2 separate regions of the Homo sapiens genome follow, and region 2 is linked to region 1. A link is an interaction called in ENCODE POLR2A ChIA-PET data of the cell type or tissue named here. Cell type or tissue: CD4-positive, alpha-beta T cell. All regions are shown on one strand. Each heading gives the region's core, and the rest is flanking DNA. Links, peaks and the distances in the headings are about the cores only. Region 1 has its middle 320 kb from the start of MIR5702. Region 2 overlaps LOC105373915 (a long non-coding RNA gene).

Region 1 (8,342 bases), core at 37-8,036:
TAACATAACATAACATAACATAACATAACAATAAAATAAAAAAAATAAAAAATAAATAAAAATAAAATAAATAAATAAATAATAAAAATAGAATAGAATAGAATAGAATAGAATAAAACAAAGATGTCTCAATTTGCTTCCATTGACCTAATAAAAGAAATATTTCTAAAAACAACCACAGTGGTTTAGCAGCTGTCTTTATTCACCTTTTCAGCAATGCAGACTAAATGCAGCTGACATTCATGTTGAAATAATTTGAGTATAAATTACTTTCAAATACTTCTTTCTTAAAATAGAGAAGGGTCTGTCCTTCATATTTGAAGATGACATTCATTCTGGTTATCCACAAGGCAGTGTGGTGAAATGGTTTTGTAACACTTATTTTAGTTTTGTTGGAATGTCTTTAACAGTTAAGTTCTTGTAAAAGATAACATAGATTTAACTCTAGGCCTGATAATGGAAATTTGTTTGCCTCCGAGCTAAGTTTATAAAGTGGAACAGTAATAGTACTAAATGAAATAAACTCATGGGGAAACTCCATAGAAAGGACAGAAAATTTCAAAAAGTAACCCCTGGTCTATAGCTTCTGTGTGTTTCTTTTTGGGGGGATGGGGGGAAGCTCTTCCATTTTACTTCATGCATTAGGTGAATCACTCAGTTGTGATTTTTCAGAACCATGTGGCTGTTATGCAGATGCACCTCTTACAGCTGCAAGGATACTTCTAAAAGCTTGGCTTCCCTCTGATTATCTACCCTTAGTCAGCCTGCTCTCTTTTAACCATTCTATGGCTACCAACTTATTGGATCATTTCCTAAAATAAAGCCAAGGGGATCCCTGTAGTAACTAGACTCATAGAAAGAGTTTTCCAGCAGTGGAAACTCTTGGTTCATCCCTTTGGCTGCTTTTGATTCAGATAATGTGCAAGGAACTTCATCGACCAATCTCTATTACAACCACATGGTCAGTTCCCTGAGTAAAGCCAACTGGGATCTTTTTCATTCTTCCAGGTTAAGGCTAAGGAAATTCACATCTTGATGGTCTAAAATTGTCTAGGTATAAGAATTAAGGCAAGAAAAGCTGAAGGAGAAAGGCAGACTTGGCCATAAAACAGGCTCATCCACAGCTTCTAGTGGGAAGACAAGAGTCTGTTGGAAACCAAAGTAGAATCTCTGCACATCTGCACCAAGAGAAACCTTCTGAGAAATGGAGAGCTCAGCTCTGCTTATTAAAATAATTATTATGTCTGTTTAATCATTAATTCTGAATAGTGTTCAAATCACTAGTTCTGAATAGTCATCAAATTAACAAAGTATTATACAAGTTAATACTAATTCAATTGTCTTTAGAGTCATTAAATTGATTTCAGCAGTAAGTAGAAGGGTGGGGGTATTTTATCACAAAAGTATGAAAAGAGGAGAGCCCCAGGAATACTGAAAACAACAATAAAATTTTCTCAATCTTGCCCCATGAAATCCTACTTAAAATAGCTTTAGAGGGTTCACTACATTCTCTATTCTCCTTGAGCAACATTTGGGCAACTTTTTCCCATTGGCCATCAGCAAACACATGGAGGCATGTTTGAGCAGCCTAAAATGATGATCCATACATATTCAGGAACTCCCTAATTATTTCCAGTTAGGCCCACAAAAGTGAAAGACTCCTGAGATGGGCTATAACTCGTATTGTTCTAGGGCTTAGTTGTTGTAACTTTCCCAAACAAAGAAATGGCTATGATTCTGTGCATACGACAGAACTTCTCCATCTGCCATATCTAGGACAGTCATATTATCTGATAATATTAATTTTTGTTAATGCATTAATTATTAACAACATTTAATTATTTAAATAAAGGTGGCTTTGTAACTCAGGAATGGAAAACCAAACAACATATGTTCTCACTGACATGTGGGAGCTAAGCTATGAGAACAAAAAGACATAAGAATGATACAGTGGACTTTGGGGACTTGGGGTTGAAGATTGGAAGGTGGGGTGAGGGATAAAAGACAACATATATGGTGCAGTGTATACTGATCAGGTGATGGATGCACCAGGATCTCACAAATCACTACTAAAGAATTTACTCTTAAACCAAATACCCCCTGTACCCCCAATAACTTATGGAAAAAAATAAAAACAAAGGTGATATTGAATTATTGAATGAATGTAATTCCCCAATACGTTTTAAGGAGGTTGGAGGGTGCTAACCACAGGGCATTTTGCAAGCATTGTAATAAGTTAGGAGAGGCAAATTCTACATATAACGAAGATGAGGGATTTGTAAAATTTGAGAAATATTTGAGAGCAGGAGATTACATTTAGGGAAATCTGAGTGCTTTATGGAAGGAAAGGAAAAGAGACAAAAAGAACCCAGGAACAACAACAACAAAAAAGGCCACTATATGAACTTTTCTAAGTTCTAAATTTTTTTATGAGACAACTCACTCCTCTGCTTTTCCTAGCAGATCTTCAGTAGATTCTATGCTGACCAATGCTTGCTTCTCTCTTATTAGAATAGCAGAGAACATAGACAGATAGTTTCAAGAGGATAATGAAAGGACAACTGACATCTGGGTCACCTATGGTGTGTTTCAGTAGTTTCCGCCATACACCATGTATGATATTAAGCCAATTCTCCAACAGATACTCCATTAATAGCTGAATCCCTTTTTCTCATCCATTATCTTACATTATCTACATTGGTCAACTCTTACATATTCTCTCAACAAATATCCATTGAACACTAACTTTTTAGGGGATACTTAGCTAGATCTTTGAGAAAGTTAGAGTTGAATCAGCCATTTATTTTGCCTTTGAAAGGAAAACAATCCAATAGGAACAGTGAGACCTAGGCACTGGTAACTATAATCCAGTGTAGAAATTGAGAGATGCCGTAAGAATGGGAGATTAAAGCATTTAATCAAAGGGAAAGGAGTTAAGTAAGAATGTGTAGAGGATTTAGGACTTCAGTTGATTCTGAGAGGAGATTTAAAATCAATCAAAATCAATGAGTCAGGTGTTTCCAATAAAACAATGATCTGCAATTCAGAATTTTGTTGTGCTGATGGTTACTGCAATAAAATGTTTCACCCCCTTGCAAGGCTCATAGTCTAAAGGTATAAGATTTGGATAGTAGAACAAATCCATTATGTGATTCACACTCCTACCTATAGCAACCAAATGTGACATGAAGAATAACAAAAAGAAAAAAATCCCGTACTTGGGAGACATTAAACGTACATGTTTTATTAGTCCGTTTCTACACTGCTATAAAGAACTACCCAAGACTGGGTAATTTATAAAGTAAAAATGTTTAATTGACTCACAGTTCTGCAGACATAACAGGAAGCATGACTGGAAGCCTTCAGGAAACTTGCAATCATGGCGAAAGGCAAAGGGGAAGCCAGCACTTCTTACCATGGCAGACCACTAGAGAAAGAGAGAGGAAACTGGGAAGTGCCACACACTAAAAAAAACAGCTCATGAGAACTCACTCACTATCATGAGAACAGCAAGGGGGAAGTTTGCCACTTGACCCAATCACCTACCACCAGGCCCCACCCCTGACACATGGTGATTACAATTCCGGATGAGATTTGAGTGGAGCCAAATCTCATTCCAGATGATAGCCAAACCATATCCCTTTTATTATTTCTAAAGAATGGAGAGGACTGGGTGTGGTAGCTCACACCTGTAATCCCAGCACTTTAGGAGGCCAAGGTGAGTGGATCACCTCAGGTCAGGAGTTCAAGATTAGCCTGGCCAACATGGTGAAACCCAATCTCTACTAAGAATACAAAAAAAAAAAAAAAAAAACAGTAGCCGAGCGTGTTGGCAGGTGCCTGTAATCCCAGCTACTCCGGAGGCTGAGGCAGGAGAATCGCTTGAACCCGGGAGGCGGAGGTTGCAGTGAGCTGAGATCACATTACTGCACTCCAGCCTGGGCAACAGAATAAGACTCCATCTCAAAAAAAGAAAGAATAAAAATACTCATTCTCTATAATCACATAAAATATGTCTCCTCTTTCCAAAACTATGGCATTGCCCTTCCAAAGTGGAAATCAAACTAGGGAACAGAGACTTACAGAAGCTGAAAACTGGTAACTTTAGGGTAGTAATTCTACTAAAATTTTTTAATCTAACTGTCATTTTAATTATAAAATAATAAAAATAATTAGACTACACAGAAAAAGATAAACTCCAATTTAAAATACAACTGTAATGTGGGAGAAAGCAATTTTTCTCAAAGAATATTATTCTAGGCCCTTACTGAATAGTGTGGATAGCATTTAAATTCCTTTATCACAGCTTAAACTGGTGCTGCTTTATAGAAGTGTTCATATCTGTAATGAGGCTCGAACCCCAAACACGAACACATTCAAGCACAAGATAAAGGCAATTGCTGAATATTAATGAATTTATTGTAGGAAGAGCTACTGAGTTTTCACACACTGTCTTATTCAAAGCTGACTCTATTTCAGCAGAACTCTGCCACCATCTGTCATGATACCAAATATGACTGATCATGAAATAAATAAATGACTGAAAAAATGTGTTCAATTATTTCCTTTGGAGCTTACCATACAGCAAGGGTCAATCCAGGCCAACGTTAGTTTGCCACTTTTTCTAGCTTTCTAAGGCTCTCACCACCACTACACTCCTAATAATTATATATTTCCTAATATCGCTAGACCTAATTTTGTGTTTATGCAAAACAGAAATGCAGATCCTGCAGAAGTGTCTCACATTATATAAATTGTAGATACATTAGAACTGATTATTAAGTCCTGGTTTCTTTTCCCTCCCCGACCACAAACACACACACACACACACACACGCATCCTAATTACTGACTACATTTGGGCATGCTAAATAAAATAAACAAATGAGTCAAAAAAATTTAAGCTCCTTATGCTTATAGAAGGGACCTAGGAGTAAAGAGTCAAGAAAGGACAAGCCTGGATCATGGGAATATCGTGCCTGGAGACCTCACATGAGGTCAGTACTTTTGCTGGATTACTTTTAGCTGTCATGCCACGAGCCTTGTCTTATGACATTCCTATTTTTTTGCCACTCAGATGTTGTTGAGAATATTTTTCATGATAGGCACAAAGGTCTCTCTGTGAGCAACCACTGGAGAATGTTTTTTTTTTTTTTTTCATTTCTAGCTCCAACAATAGATGTATTTCTCATAAGTTATTAGCTTTGCTTTTCATCCTACAGGCGATGTAAGTTGTGAAATTCATCACGTTTCCTTTTTTTATATTTACTGCTATGAAACCCAACCCCAGACAAGTCCATGATCCATCTCTTCTGAAAACAGTCTCCCAGATGCCTAGAGCACAGCAATCGAGGGGCCGTTCTCAGGATGCCTCGCTAGCCTCAGATTCTGACCTCACAGCCCAGCAGGTGTGCAGCATGATTGCTAACTGAACTCTCAGTTCACCTTATTTTTTTCTCAGTTCATGATTTCCTCACTTCCATGTATTATTATTTTGTAGGCAGTTTTAATATATCTATCTTCAATCTGAGGAGTGTAAGTAGATTGTTTAAAGCTATAGAAAACCCAATGCTCATCAAAATTTCCCAGTCAAATTTATCTGCTGTATTATTAGGACTTTCAGAGAGATCATGAGCCTACACTGGTATCTGTATCATGTTCACAGATTTGTGCATTTATAAAATTGTTTAGCTAACAAAAAAGTGAGACTGCATATTGCAATGTTTAACCAAGCAGGTTTTAGAGCCAGTTTAATGGAGTTCAACTTCCAGCTCTGTCATTTAACAGCTATGAGACCAAAGGAAAATTACTTAACCTCTCTTGGTTTCCTCATCACATAAAATAAGAATAAAAGTAGTAACTACTTCATAAGGTTATTATGAAGAGCAAATGAATTAGGTGAAAAGATTTAGCATAGTGCCTGGAGGCTGGTAAATAATATAAAAGCATTTATGTCATTGGTGTATCAATCTAAATTCTTCTTTGTGTTGTATCTGGTACATTTAAAACATCTTCTTAACATTCTTACCTATTATGTAAGTATTAAGCATCATTGTGAATAGTTAAAAAATGAAAGTAATCTGCACAGAAAATGAAATAATCCCCCAAATAAAAAAGCGACCTACATAATGGGAGAAAAATATTTGCAAACCGTGTATCTGATAAAAGGTTATTATCCAAAATATACAAGGAACTCAACAGGAAGAAAACAACCAAATTTTTTAAATGAGCAAAGAATCTGAATAGACATTTTTCCAAAGAAGACACACAAACGGCCAACAGGCATACAAAGAGGTGCTCATCATCATGAATCATCAGAGAAATGAAAACCAAAACCACAATAAGATATCACCTCACACCTGTTAGGATGGTTATTATTAAAAGAAAAAGAGATAACGAGTGTTGGTGAGAGTATGGAGAAAAGGGAACCTTGTACACTGTTGGTGAAATTGTAACTTGGTATAGCCATTATGGAAAACAGTATGGAGGTTTCTCAAAAAATTAAAAATAGAACTACTCCAGCAATCCCACTTCTGGGTATATATCTAAAGGAAATAAAATCAGCATTTTTGAAGTTAAGTTATAAGATGTTATCTTTTATATAAATATTACCATATAAGTTTATAGTATATTTATAGTTTATAATTTTATAATATATTATATATTAAAATATCTTTTATATAAATATTTTAAAGATAAAAAGATATTTTATCATGTAAAATCAGCATCTATACCACCATGTTCATTGCAGCATTATTCACAGTAACCAAGATGTGTAAACTACCTAAGAGCCGATCAATAGATAAAGAAATTGTAATATACCAAGAGATGAATTTTTTCTTTTCACCTCTTGGCATAATGCTATTTAAAAGGCTTGTATTTTCTCTTTATACAATTTTCACCTTTACTTTCAAAGTGTTTTGTTGTATTTGGCTATTGCAGAGAACGCATTGTCCTATCATTTGTAAACTTGGTCTGCTTTCTACGTTCATGGTATGGAAATGATGTGATTCTTTGTACAGTTTATGCTGATGTTCCTTGTAATGCAGTAGAGGCTATTTTGCCTTCCCTCTTCTTTCTCATCATTTTGTAAACTCCATAATTATGAAGTGATTGCTTGAGAAAATAACATATAAACATAGAATAGAGTAGACTGACCAAGATGGTTTACAATTTCTTTTTTTAACTGGGTTATTCTGTATTTCTGAACCACTTGGCAGAGAAATTCGCAATACTTAATGTTCATATTTTGAGTAAAGGAAGCTAAAACCATCTTTTCTTTTTGGTACTACATGCATTAGCAAAAGGTTAGGTAAGTTTGTGAAGTCATATTTAACATCTCAAAAAATAATCTTGCGTGTTCCATAGTTTTGTATTAAATCGGTCATGTCATAGGCACTACGTCAAGTACAAATAGGTTGTTTACTTGTTTACAGTCGTATAGTAACAAATTCTCCCTCACAGCTTCAGATTGGTATCTATAGACTTATAGTTCAAATACAATACCTGAATATCCCAAGTAGTTCTTCCTAAACCCAGTTGAGCATAGAAGAGATGTAACAGGGAGGTGCAGTGTGTGGAAGCTGCAAACAAGTAGGCCAAAATGAAAGGAATCTACACAGAAAATGAAATAACCAACACAAAAAAGAAACCTGCAGAATGGGAGAAAATATTTTCAAACCATGTATCTGATAAAGGGTTATTATCCAAAATATACAAGGAACTCAACATCAAGAAAACAAATAAACCAATTTTTTAATTGGGCAAAGACCCTGATTAGATAGAGTTTGAATCTTGCACTGGTAATATACCAGAGCCCTATTAGTTTAGTGATTAGGTATGAGGATAGGAAACACTTTCTGTAATCATATGAAAAAGCTGAATAAACTTAAAGTGAACATTTTTTTAGACCCAAGTAAAAGGAAAGAATAATCACCCAGAGAAGTCTCCACAGAAAAGGCCTAGAGAAAAAGAATTTACCAGAACCTTATTCAAGCCAGGAAGACATCTGTCCCCAACTAGTCCTCTCTAGCTTTCCTGTCTCACTAGGGAAGGGAACCATGGAAAAATACTTGGGAAGATCACAGCCCAGAGACACAAGTCAAGAAAAATACCAAATCAAGGACACTAGAGAAAGTTAAAACCTCCAGTCCTACAGCTACAGCAAACAATAAACACAGCACAGTTACCAGCCATATTCATATAAATCATCACACTGAAGGCCCAGTTATCTCAGTTCCTGTTACCCGATGCAACATGTCCAGCTTCCAAGAAAAAAGGATAAGGCATTCCAAACCAAGAAAAAAAAAAAAGGAAAAACAGTCTTAAGAGGCGTAGTAAACA
Region 2 (8,342 bases), core at 205-8,204, 120 kb after region 1:
GCAGATTGGTAGGTAAAGCACGAAGAGGAATCTTACGTATTCAGCTCTGCAGAAAGGAAATTTCTGATACTGTGTTCAAAATATTTGAAGTGAGTAGTAAGTTATATTAAACTAAAGCTGCAGTCAAGCCCAGATAAACTTGGCTACAATGAGATTTACACAGACCCCAAATCTATCAATTTATACATGAAGGGGTATGATAATTTCTAGGAAAAGATATAATTTACTTTACACTTCACTGTTATGATATGCAAAATGTTTGCTATAAAATAAAAACATTATAAAGCAAAAAATAACCAATTAAAATATGACCCATGATGAAGAAAAGACACAGCAAAATAGGCTGAAATATGGCCTAGATGTCACAAATCACACTTTAAAATAATTATAATAAAAACTATAAAAGATCTAATAAGAAAGGTATACCACAAGTATGAACAGCTGGGGAATTTGAGCAGATGCATGGAAATTTATATTTGAGCATATGCATGGAAACTATGAAAAAAGAATTAAATTGAAATGTTAGATGTGAAAACAATATATTAAAAAATGAAGGATTCAATTGGCTAACAGCAAACTGGATTCACCAGAGGAAAAAAATCAGTGAAACTGAAACCAGGTCATTAGAAAGTATACCAATTGAAACACAAAGAAAAAGATAAGAAGAAAGAGGAGGAGAAAAGAGAAGGAGAAGAAGGAGAAAAGAAGGCAGAGGGGAGGAGAGAACAAAGGGGAGGGGAGGAAAAAGAAAGTGAGAAAGAGAGAAGTATAAAAATGAGGAGGAGAATGAGAACAAAGACGGAAAGAAAGAAACTGAAGGAGGAGGGGAAGAGGAAGAAGAGTGTTCAAGATTTATGGTACAATATTAAATGATCTCAGATTACTGTAGTAATTACAGTCCCAGAGGAGGGAAGAGAGAGATTAAACAGAAAAATATTTGGAAACATAATGTCTGAGATCTTTCCAAAACTTATAAAAAATAATTCAACACCCAATAAGCTCCATGAACCCTAAGCAGAATAAACACAAAGCAAACCAAACCTGGACACATTGTAGTTAAACTCCTGAAAACTGAAGATTGCAAAAATGAATCTTAAAAGAAACCAGGAAAATATATATATATATATACTACATAGAGAAACAATAATATAATGAATGACTGACTTATCACCAGAAACAATGGAAAGAAAATGACAATGGAATAACACCGATAGGATGCCAAAGAAAAATGATAGTAAACCTAGAATTCTATATCCAGTAAAAATATTAAATTAAAATGAAGCGAAGATGTTTTCAAACAGATAGAAACAGATAATTCATTTCCAGCAGATATTTACTACAAATGATAAAATAAACTCTTTAATCTAAAAGAAAATGATACCAGAACTCAGAATGTACAAGAAAAGAAGAGCATAAAGAAGAATAAAGCTGGGTAAAAATAAACTAGTAACTTTTGCCATTATTATATATATATGTATGTGTATATATGTATATGATAATAACTATATATGTATGTGTATATATACACATACTTATATGTGTATATATACATATATGTGTATATATACACATACTTATATGTGTATATATACACATATATGTATATACATATACTTATGTATGTATACATGTACATATGCATATATGTATATGCACATGTGTATATGTATACATGTGCATATGTGTATATGTACGTGTGTATATGTATGCATATACATATGTGTATATGTACATGTGTATATGTACATGTATACATATACATAGATGTGTATACATACACATATGTGTATATATATATAATTTTTAATTTAAAATACTATTGACAGGGGGAGATCTGGCAAGACGGTCGAATAGGAACAGCTCCAGTCTGCAGCTCCCAGTGAGACCAATGCAGAAAGCGAGTGATTTCTGCATTTCCAACTGAGTTACCCGGCTCATCTCGTTGGGACTGGTTAGCCAGTGGGTGCAGCCTGTGGAGGGTGAGCAGAAGCAGGGTGTGGCATTGCCTCACCTAAGAAACATAACGGGTCTGGGAACTCCCTCCCCTAGCCAAGGGAAGCTGTGAGAGACTGTGCCATGAGGGACAGTGCTATCCGGTCCAGATACTATGCTTTTCCCATGGTATTTGCAACCCACAGACCAGGAGATTCCCTCTGGTGCCTACACCACCAGGGCCCCGGGTTTCAAGCACAAAACTAGGAGGCCATTTGGGGCAGACACTGAGCTAGCTGCAGGAGTTGTTTTTTTTTTTTTCTTTTTTTTTGTACCCCAATGGCACCTGGGACACCAGCAAGACAAAACTGTTCACTCCTCTGGAAAGGGGTCTAAAGCCAGGGAGCCAGGTAGTCTTGCTCAGCAGATCCTGCCCCCATGGAGCCCAGCAAGCTAAGATCCACTGGCTTGAAATTCTCGCTGCCAGCACAGCAGTCTGTAGTCAACCTGGGACACTTGAGCTTGGTGCGAGGAGGGGCATCTGCCATTAAGGCTTGAGTAGGTGATTTTTCCCCTCACAGTGTAAACAAAGCCACTGGGTTGTTCGAACTGGGTGGAACCCACCACAGTGCAGCAAAGCCACTGTAGCCAGACTGCCTCTCTAGATTCCTCCTCTCTGGGCAAGGCATCTCTAAAAGAAAGGCAGAAGCCCCAGTCAGGGGCTTACAGATAAAAGTCCCATCTCCCTGGCACAGAGCACCTGGGGGAAGGGGCAGCTGTGGATGCAGCTTCAGCAGACTTAAACGTTCCTGCCTGCCAGCTCTGAAGAGACCAGCAGATCTCCATGCACAGCATTCCAGCTCTGCTAAGGGACAGACTGCCTCCTCAAGTGGGTTACTGACCCCCATGCCTCCTGACAGGGAGATACCTCATACAGGAGAGCTCTGGCTGGCATCTGGTGGGTGCCCCTCTGGGACAAAGCTTCCAAAGGAAGGAGCAGGCAGCAATCTTTGCTGTTCTGCAGCCTCCACTGGTGATACCCAAGCAAACAGGATCTGGAGTGGACCTCCAGCAAACTCCAGCAGACCTGCAGAAGAGGAGCATGACTATTAGAAGGAAAACTAACAAACAGAAAGCAATAACATCAACATCGGCAAAAAGGAAGCCACGCAAAAACCACATCCAAAGGTCATCAGCATCAAAGATCAAAGGTAGATAAATCAATGAAAATGAGGAAAAAGCCAGTGCAAAAAGGCTGAAAACTCCCAAAACCAGAATGCCTCTTCTCCTCCAAAGGATCACAACTCCTCACCAGCAAGGGAACAAAACTGGATGGAGAATGAGTTTGATGAATTTGCAGAAGTAGGCTTCAGACGGTGGATAATAACAAACTCCTCCGAGCTAAAGGAACATGTTCTAACCCAATGCAAACAAGATAAGAACCTTGATAAAAAGTAACAGGAACTGCTAACTAAAATAATCAGTTTGGAGAAGAACATAAATGACCTGATGGAACTGAAAAACATAGCATGAGAACTTCATGAAGCATATACAAGTATCAATAGCTGAATTGATCAAGTGGAAGAAAGGGTATCAGAGTTTGAAGATCAATTTAATGAAATAATGTGTGAAGACAAGATTAAAGAAAAAAGACTGAAAAGGAATGAACAAAGCTTTGAAGACATATGGGACTATGTGAAAAGACCAAATCTACATTAGATTGGTGTACCTGAAAGTGACAGGGAGTTGATAATGGAACCAAGTTGGAAAACACCCTTCAGGATATTATCCAGGAGAACTTCCCCAACCTAGCAAGGCAGGCCAACATTCAAATTCAGGAAATACAGAGAACACCACTAAGATACACCTCGAGAAGAGCAATCCCAAGACACATAATCTCAGATTCACCAAGGTTGAAATGAAGAAAAAAATGTTCAGGGCAGCCAGAGAGAAAGGTCGGGTTACCCACAAAGGGAAGCCCATCAGACTAACAGCAGATCTCTCTGCAGAAACCCTACAAGCCAGTTGAGAGTGGGGGCAAATATTCTACATTCTTAAAGAAAAGAATTTTCAACCCAGAATTTCATATCCAGCCAAACTAAGCTTCATAAACAAAGGAGAAATAAAATCCTTTACAGACAAACAAATGCTGAGGGATTTTGTCACCACCAGGCCTGCCTTACAAAAGCTCCTGAATGAAGCACAAATTATGGAAAGGAAAACCAGTACCAGCCACTTCAAAAACATACCAAAATATAAAGACCATGGACACTATGAAGAAACTGCATCAACTAATGTGCAAAATAACCAGCTAACATCATAATGACAGGATCAAGTTCACACATAACAATATTAACCTTAAATATAAATGGGCTAAATGTCCCAATAAAAAGACACAGACAGGCAAATTAGATAGAGTCAAGACCCATCAGTGTGCTGTATTCAAGAGACCCATCTCATTTGCAAAGACACACATAGGCTCAAAATAAAGGGATGGTGAAATATTTACCAAGAAAATGGAAAACAAAAAAAAAGCTGGGGTTGCAATCCTAGTCTCAGATAAAACAGATTTTTAAATCAACAAAGATCAAAAGAGACAAAGAAGGGCATTACGTAATGGTAAAGGGATCAATGCAACAAGAAGAGCTAACTATCTTAAGTAAATATGCACCCAATACAGGAGCACCCAGATTCATAAAGCAAGTTCTTAGAGACCTACAAAGAGACTTAGACTCCCACACAATCATAGTGGGATAATTTAACACCCCACTGTCAATATTAGACAGATCAATGAGACAGAAAATTAACAAGGATATTCAGGACTTGAGCTCAGCTCTGGACCAGACTTTATAGACATCTACAGAACTCTTCACCCCAAATCAACAAAATATGCATTCTTCTCGACACCCCATGGCACTTATTCTGAAATTGACCACATAATGGGAAGGAAAAAACTCCTCAGAAAATACACAAGAATGGAAATCATAACAAACACTCTCTCAGACTAGAGTGCAGTCAAATTAGAACTCAGGATTAAGAAACTCACTCAAAACCGCACAACTGCATGGAAACTGAACAACCTGCTCCTGAATGACTACTGGGTAAATAACAAAATAAGGCAGAAATAAATAAATTATTTGAAACCAATGAGAACAAAGACACAACATACCAGAATCTCTGGGACACAGCTAAAGCAGTGTTTAGAGGGAAACTTATAGCACTAAATGCCCACAAAAGAAAGCAGGAAAGATATAAAATTAACACCCTGACATCACAATGAAAAGAACGAGAGAAGCAAGAGCAAACAAATTCAGAAGCTGGCAGAAGACAAGAAATAACTAAGATCAGAGCAGAACTGTAGGAGACAGAGACAAGAAAAATCGTTAAAAAAAAAATCAATGAATCCAGGAGCTGGATTTTTGAAAAAATTAACAAAATAGATAAACCACTAGCCAGATTAATAAAGAAGAAAAGAGAGAAGAATCAAATAGACACAATAAAAAGTGATTTAAAAAAAGCCCAGGATCAGATGGATTCACAGCTGAATTCTACCAGAGGTACAAAGAGGAGCTAGTACCATTCCTTCTGTAATTATTCCAAACAATAGAAAAAGATGGACTCCTTCCTAACTCATTTTATGATGCCAGCATCATCCTGTTACCAAAACCTGGCAGAGACACAACAAAAAAAGAAAATTTCAGGCCAATATCCCTGATGAACATTGGTGTGAAAGTCCTCAATAAAATACTGGCAAACCGAATCCAGCAGCACCTCAAAAAGTTCATCCACCATGATCAAGTCAGCCTCATCCCTGGGATGCAAGGCTGGTTCAACATATGCAAATCAATAAATATAATCCATTGAATAAACAACCAATGACAAAAACCACATGATCATCTCAATAGATGCCGAAAAGGCCTTTGACAAAATTCAACACCCTCATGCTAAAAACTCTTAATAAACTAGGTTTTGATGGAATGTATCTCAAAATAATAAGAGCTATTTATGACAAGCCCACAGCCAATATCACACTGAATGGGCAAAAACTGGAAGTATTCCCTTTGAAAACTGGCACAAGACAAAGATGCCCTCTCTCACCATTCCTATTCAACATAGTATTGGAAATTCTGGCCAGAGCAATCAGGCAAGAGAAAGAAATAAAGGGTATTCAAATAGGAAGAGAGGAAGTCAAATTGTCTCTGTTTGCAATTGACATGATTGTATATTTGGAAAACCCCATCGTCTCAGCCCAAAAACTCTTTAAGCTGATAAGCAACTTCAGCAAAGTCTCAGGATACAAAATCACTGTGCAAAAATCACAAGCATTCCTATACATCAATAATAGACAGAGAGCCAAATCACTAGTGAACTCCCATTCACAATTGCTATAAAGAGAATAAAATACCTAGGAATACAACTTACAAGGGATGTGAAGGACCTCTTCAAGGAGAACCATAAACCACTGCTCAAGGAAATGAGAGAGGACACAAACAAATGGAAAAACATTCCATGCTGATGGATAGGAAGAATCAATATTGTAAAAATGGCTCTACTGCCCAAAGTAATTTATAGATTCCACGCTATCCCCATCAATCTACCATTTACTTTCTTCACATAATTAGAAAAACTACTTTAAATTTCATATGGAACCAAAAAAGGGCCACATAGCCAAGACAATTCTAAGCAAAAAGAACAAAGCTGGAGGCATCACACTACCTGACTTCAAAGTATACTACAAAGCTATAGTAACCAGACGGCATGGTACTGGTACCAAAACAGATATATAGACCAATGGAACAGAACAAAGACCTCAGAAATAACACCACACATCTACAACCATCTGATCTTTGACAAACCTGACAGAAACAAGCAACGGAGAAAGGATTCCCTAGTTAATAAATGGTGTTGGGAAAACTGGCTAGAAAACTTATAGCTGGACCCCTTCTTTACACCTTACTGGCTATATGCAGAAAACTTAAACTGGACCCCTTCTTTACACCTTATAAAAAAATTAACTCAAGATGGATTAAAGATTTAAACATGGCCAGGCATGGTGGTTCATGCCTGTAATCCCAGCACTTTGGGAGGCCAAGGTGGGTGGATCACCTGAGGTCAGGAGTTCATGACCAGCCTGGCCAACATGGTGAAACCCTGTCTCTACTAAAAATACAAAAATTAGCCAGACTTGGAGGTACACACCTGTAGTCCCAGCTACTTGGGAGGCTGAGGCAGGAGAATAGCTTGAACCCAAGAGGTGGAGGTTGCAGTGAGCCAAGATTGCACCACTGCACTGCAGCCTGGGTGATAGAGTGAGACTCTGTCTCAAAAAGAAAACAAACAACAAAAAAAGACTTAAATGTAAGACCTAAAACCATAAAAACCCTAGAAGAAAACTTAGTCAATACCATTCAGGACATAGGTATTGGCAAAGACTTCATGACTAAAACACCAAAAGCAATTGCAACAAAAGCCAAAATTGGCAAATGGGATCTAATTAAACTAAAGAGCTTCTGCACAGCAAAAGAAACTATCATCAGAGTGAACAGGCAACCTGCAGAATGGAAGAAAAATTTTGCAATCTATCCATCTGACAAAGGGTTAATATCCAGAATCTACAAGAAACTTAAACAAATTTACAAGATAAAAACAAAAAACCCAGCAAAAAGTGGATGAAGGATATGAACGAACACCTCTCAAAAGAAGACATTTATGTGGCCAACAAACATATGAAAAAAAGTTTATCATTACTGCTCATTAGAGAAATGCAAATCAAAACTGCAATGAGATATCATCTCACATCAGTTACAATGGCAATCATTAAAAAGTCAGGAAACAACAGATGCTGGCAAGGATGTGGAGAAATAGGAATGCTTTTACACTGTTGGTGGGAGTGTAAATTAGTTCAATCATTGTGGAAGACAGTGTGGCAATTCCTCAAGGATCTGGAACAAGAAATACCATTTGACCCAGCAATCCCATTACTGGCTATATACCCAAAGGATTATAAATCATTCTACTATAAAGACACTATGCCCATGTATGCTTATTGTAGCACTATTTATAATAGCAAAGACTTGGAACCAAGCCAAATGCCCATCAATGATAGACTGGATAAAGAAAATGTGGCACATATACACCATGGAATACTATGCAGACATAAAAAATTCATGTCCTTTGCAGGGACATGGATGAAGCTAGAAACCATCATTCTCAGTACACTAACACAGGAACAGAAAACAAAATACCACATGTTCTCACTCATAAGTGGGAGTTGAACAATGAGAACACATGGACACAGGGAGGGGAACATCACACACTGGGGCCTGTTGGGGGGTGGGGGTAAGGGGTGGGATAGCATTAGGAGAAATACCAAATGTAGATGACGGGTTGATAGGTGCAGCAAACCACCA

Evidence for each region. ChIA-PET counts read pairs that join two places held together with the same protein. Peaks named below come from ENCODE experiments on the same cell type or tissue, not always from the same donor. Only the 100,000 strongest peaks of a DNase experiment are listed, where the experiment ranks them.
Region 2: POLR2A ChIA-PET joins it to region 1 with 10 read pairs; 4 of 35 experiments call an interaction of 5 or more read pairs at or near these places.

Annotation. Positions count from the first base shown.
Region 1 is chr2:226,330,155-226,338,496 of GRCh38, forward strand. No RefSeq gene overlaps it. Among named protein-coding and RNA genes, the nearest start is that of MIR5702, 320 kb to the right of the region's middle. In CD4-positive, alpha-beta T cell, for the core only: no CTCF peak of the experiment used is centred there; a DNase peak (open chromatin) is centred at 3,457.
Region 2 is chr2:226,451,796-226,460,137 of GRCh38, forward strand. It overlaps LOC105373915 (a long non-coding RNA gene), which reads right to left. Exons shown (of 3, transcript XR_923963.2): 3 at 2,987-3,019. Among named protein-coding and RNA genes, the nearest start is that of MIR5702, 200 kb to the right of the region's middle. In CD4-positive, alpha-beta T cell, for the core only: no CTCF peak of the experiment used is centred there; no DNase peak of the experiment used is centred there; H3K27me3 peaks cover 887 bases.